2 separate regions of the Mus musculus genome follow, and region 1 is linked to region 2. Evidence: chromatin loops called from intact Hi-C (ENCODE). Cell type or tissue: left cerebral cortex. All regions are shown on one strand.

The links. A loop is a pair of places that touch in the nucleus more often than their neighbours do. Peaks named below come from ENCODE experiments on the same cell type or tissue, not always from the same donor. Only the 100,000 strongest peaks of a DNase experiment are listed, where the experiment ranks them.
Region 1: a loop joins it to region 2, with 2.7 times the contacts of the local background. A loop is called at or near these places in 2 of 42 quality-filtered maps.

Annotation. Positions count from the first base shown.
Region 1 is chr6:14,599,675-14,602,174 of GRCm38, reverse strand. No RefSeq gene overlaps it. Among named protein-coding and RNA genes, the nearest start is that of Gm38768, 7.5 kb to the left of the region's middle. In left cerebral cortex, no CTCF peak of the experiment used is centred here; a DNase peak (open chromatin) is centred at 1,420.
Region 2 is chr6:14,813,884-14,816,383 of GRCm38, reverse strand. The region is part of intron 2 of Gm36300 (a long non-coding RNA gene); the gene reads left to right. Among named protein-coding and RNA genes, the nearest start is that of Gm36300, 6.9 kb to the left of the region's middle. In left cerebral cortex, no CTCF peak of the experiment used is centred here; no DNase peak of the experiment used is centred here.

The DNA of each region.
Region 1 (2,500 bases), 210 kb after region 2:
TAAATTGTGTATTCAGAAAGCGCACTGCTGTCTCCTGAGAGGCTCTGCTGCAGCCTGACAAATGCAGAGGCAAATGCTTGCACCAAACCATTGGAGTGAGCACGGGGTCACCAATAGAGCAGTTAGAGAAAGGAGCTGAAGGAGTTTGCAACCCCATAGGAAGAACAACAATATCAACCAACCAGAAGCCCCAGTGCTCCCAGACACTAAACCACCAACCAAAGAATACGCATGAAGGGACCCGTGGCTCCAGCCACTTATGTAGCAAAGGATGGCATTTCTTGGCATCAAAAGGATAAGTCCTTGGTCCTGGGAAGGCTGGATTCCCTAGTGTAAAGGAATGCCAGGACTGGGAGGTTGTAGTGGGTGGGTAAGTTGGGGAGCACCCTCATAGCAGTAGAGGGAGGGGGATAGGATAGGAGTTTTCTGGAGGGGAAACTGGGAAAGGGGATAACATTTAAAATATAAATAAATGACATATGAGAGAGAGAGAGAGAGAGAGAGAGAGAGAGAGAGAGAGAGAGCTCTTCAGAGCTTTCTGGCAGTTGCTTGTATGAAGTGTTATCATTTTTTCATGTCTAGACATACAAATATGGTGGTTCTGGCCTGCAATCCCAGAACTAGGTTGGCTGAGGGAGGGGCCCTATGAATTTTATGATAGCCTTGGCAACCTAGTGAGTTCTATGCCAGCCTTAGCTACATGGTCTGAGGTATTTTAAAGGCATCTTGTTAATGGTGAAAAAAATCTTAGCATTTCTTGATGGGGGAATTGAAGGAATTGTTTCTTTAGACCATGAAATCTTACTATTTTCCAGAGATAAGGGCTATGTATGGTAGGATCTATGGTCTGTCTTAATGATACAATGACAGAAAATTTCACTTCAAATTTCAGTTCCTGTAGTAAGCACCCATTTTCTACGTTTATGTTGAGGATTAGGGATAGCTGTGAAAGGAGTTCTTAGGTACAAATATATCCCAAGACCAGCATTCACTTTTATTTACAGGAAAACCCTGAGTTATCACATGGTTTACTCAGTGCTTAGGACAAAAACCTACCCTTGTGTGTGTGCGTGTGCGCGCGCGCATGCCTCTATTGCACAGGTGATACTATCTGTCACCCTTTCAATGCAGCCTTTTGCTTTCTCTGGCATTAATTGTTCTCTGTTTCCCGGGAGTCCTCTGGCAAGAGAGCTGTAGTCAAGTTAAACTGAGAACTAGAGACTCACTGACTTGTTTGTGTGTGCTCTCACCTGGCTTTCTGTAAAGCTCTAATAGCACAAAGAGGTGGTCTTGGCTTGTTAATAATTAATAGCACCCGGTGCAAATGAAGCGCTTCTGTCATAGGGCTTTGTCAGTGAGGTCATGGTACAATAGGGCTTGCAAGTTCTGTAAGCATGTGTGGTATTTGCATATGTCAGAACAGACCATGCATGCCAACAGCACAAACACTTCGCAGCTGCTGCTGTTTAGTCCCATGCTAACACTCCAAAGTACAGGACTCCTGCATTAATTGCCCAGTTCCATCCCGGCTGTTGATGTGCTTTCCACGGGAGCTTTCCCTAAGTGCTCGGTGGCAAATAAACTGCTAATGACTTCGCTTATCCCAGCTACCCTTTTAAAGAAATCTACAACATCCACATAGATTAATGATTCCCCTGTTTAGCGGTGTGTCTTGTGACTAGGTTTGCATAGAAGCAGTATCAATTAAGTAGCAATTATCTGCAAAGTGGAAAAAAAGAGAGAAAATATAAATAAGTAATGAGGCCGATGCTAAAATCTCTGAGAAAAACGTATTGAACTCTGAGGCAAGGGCACCGACTAGTGAACAGTTTTTACCTTGTCTCCCACCTGAAACCTATAAAGAACTTGTGAAAACCAGAAAAAGATGGGTCGTAAAGTTTCATATACAAGTTTTTGAAAGCTCTGATTTCATGGTTTATCCTATTTTGAATAATAAATGATATAAACCAAAAAGGAGAGAGATCCAAATTACTTTAAAGGTTATACAATCAGAATAAATTAAAACTAGTCTCTGTTACAAAAAAAGACTTGAATAAAACACCCCAGATCTTTGTCTTTATAATGGAGATCTCAGAGTCTCAATTTATCTCCCTGGTTTTATCAAGCAATGCTTTTTATCAGTATCTTTCAAGATTTACCTGGAAAATTCTTCATTATCTGGTTACAAACCAACGAACCAACCAAAACAAAACAAGCAACCCCCCTCAAATAAGCAAACAAACAAACAAACAAAATCTCTGGTATTTCTGAAGCTATAAAGGTATCCAAGCTGGTAGGATTTATAAATGGCTCACGAACTCTATATTTGTGTGTTTTATCTTGTCCTATGATAGCCAGGTAGAGTCTTTGAACTCAGTCTTCCTTAAAGAAATACACCTCAAGACAAAACTCCATTCAAGACAATGGAACAAGAAAACTAGAGCCAGGAGTTCTGCCCTTGTCAACCAAGACAATTTTGATCTCATTTTCCAAGACTAAA
Region 2 (2,500 bases):
TCAAATAACACTTTACCCACCTAGCTATTGGGAACTGACATTTAATTAGTGAATGACAAGCAAGGAATAGCAAGGCGACATGAGGAACTTTGGAACAAAGCAGAATTGTTTTTTTTTTTTTTCTTTGTGGCTTCTGTTTGCACAATTTTGTGTTGCCTTTTACTAAACCATTACAGCATTCCTGAGAGGAAGATGGGTGACAAGAACTAGTTATACTTTTCCCTTGTGGCCTAACAAGGAACAATTGACAATTGGTTTATAATAAAGTAAAAATTTCTTGGGTAAACTCTACAACTCTGCTAAAAATTATCTTCTGTATGAATGCTATTAAATTTGCTCATCTTTATTATTACAATTAGTCAGCTATAAGCTGACCCTAGGATGACAGAGAAGGCAAAATAATCTTTCCATACTGTATGGTTAGTTCTCTCTTCTCTTGACCTTAGTTTTCTTCCAAAGTATTGCCTTGTTTCCTGATTTTTTTCTACATTTATTATTTTTTCTATTATTTCTATTTATTCTTTGGGATGATTCATTGAAGGATCCTACAATGGAAACTAGTGTGTGGATTACAGTTATATTACCATTGAACTACCCACATTGACACACACACACACACACACACACACACACACACACACACACACACACACACATATATATATATATTCGTTGGGAATAATTTCTAGCCATGTTAAAAAAAAAACTATAAGACACTATAATACAGAGAGAAAAATTTCAATACAGCAGGAAAATGAATCAAGAATAATGTAAGGAAAATTACTGGATGGTATTTCCTTGTTGTGGTTTGGGGTCATAAGTTTCTCCCATGAAGGAGTTACCCTTTTAAGGAGCAAGGTGCAGTAGTCACTGAATCATTGAATCAACCAGAATTAAGCCCAGATAATGCACTAAGCACTGTCCTTGGACATAGATATCAGGTGGTATTAAAACAAATGAACCTGTCTCTCCTCATGGAGAGTAAATTCCAATGGGAAAGATAGACAGTAGCTATGATAAGTAAGATGCTCACTAGGTAGACTGCTGATGTAGTCCTAGGAGAACAACAAAGCACAGCATGGCATATAAAGTATTCTTGTGATTCCCAGGCAGGAAGATTATCTTTTGGTATATGTTACATGAAGCAAGGAAAAGAGTCTTCTGGGAGAAGATAATTCAGGCGCCGGAAGCAGTCAATGGCACCGATAAGCTCATAAGGATAAAAGAAAAGACATTTCAGAATAAATAAAGACCTGAAATGGCTTCTTCAACAATTTTGTTGTCAGGTGACATGCTCATCTCCGGTACTCCATCATTCTGCTTTTGATTCCATATCTCCAGAAATAGATTCCTTTGTCACCTTTGGTGACTCTCTAGCTCTCAGCCAATAACCTTGATTTCCAGGTCTCATACTTTGTGGTAAATTCTATCAGGGTATAATGGGTGCCCTTATCCTTATCTTAGATTGAGTCTTTATTAGTCCTCTAGATGACAGCAATAGCTTTTCTCAATCAACTGTTACTCTCACCTCAATCCAGTGGCTCCACACATCCCTGTATAGCATTATTGAGGTCTATAGATCTGTACAGCCATTCTCACTGTGTTATGTGGAAAGGCATGCACAGGAAACTGGCATTGTTCTTGCTGCCACATGGTGTTGCTCAATATGTAGCTCTTACATGGGTTCTCTTTCTTGTTGCTGTGGCAAAATGCTTGCCAAGAAGCTACTTAGTTTTGGTTTGTGTATTGATGGGATGCAGTCTGTAGGAGGTGGGAAGGGAAGCAAGGCCAATCTGGAGAAGCTCTCAGCAGTGATGTCATGAGCAGGGTCCTCCTTGAGTTTTAGGAACCAGGAAGCAGAGACATATAGATAGTGGCCCAGGTTATTAGGTTCAGTGTTTATTTTCCCATTCTTTTATGCAGTGTCCACCTCCTGATTGTTCAACAACCTCTGAAATAGTTATCCAAACTGGAAACAAAGTGTTAACACTTGTTCACAAGTGGGAATAGTTTATATCCACACCAAAGCATCCTTTTTGAGCTGAAACAGTTCTAGCGCAGCTATGTGGCCGTTATCCAGATGACTGCACAGCTTAACAAAGTAAGAATAATATCATTGCTCCAGAGGACTAGTAGGCTTTATTATTGTTGCTTCGGTATTCCTACTATGCTAGTCTCAATAGTGTTAGGTGAATTCCGTCTCCACAGAGATGTATATTTGAATATGAAGCCATTAAACAGTAAAAACCTTTACTTTTATACCTTTCAATGTTTTCCACTATACTTGTGTTACTTGCAGGATTTTCTAACAGAGGTTTCCCTAAAAACTGTTTTTCAGTCTAACTGGATGTCTACATGTTGGAGAATGCAATTAAATCCATATTCATCACCCTGTACAAAAACTGTGGCCCGTGCCACACATGGAATATGTTCTTCTAGCTGAACTCCCTTGTCTGGCCTCAGTGGGAGGGGATGCACCTAAACTTTCAGAGACTTGATG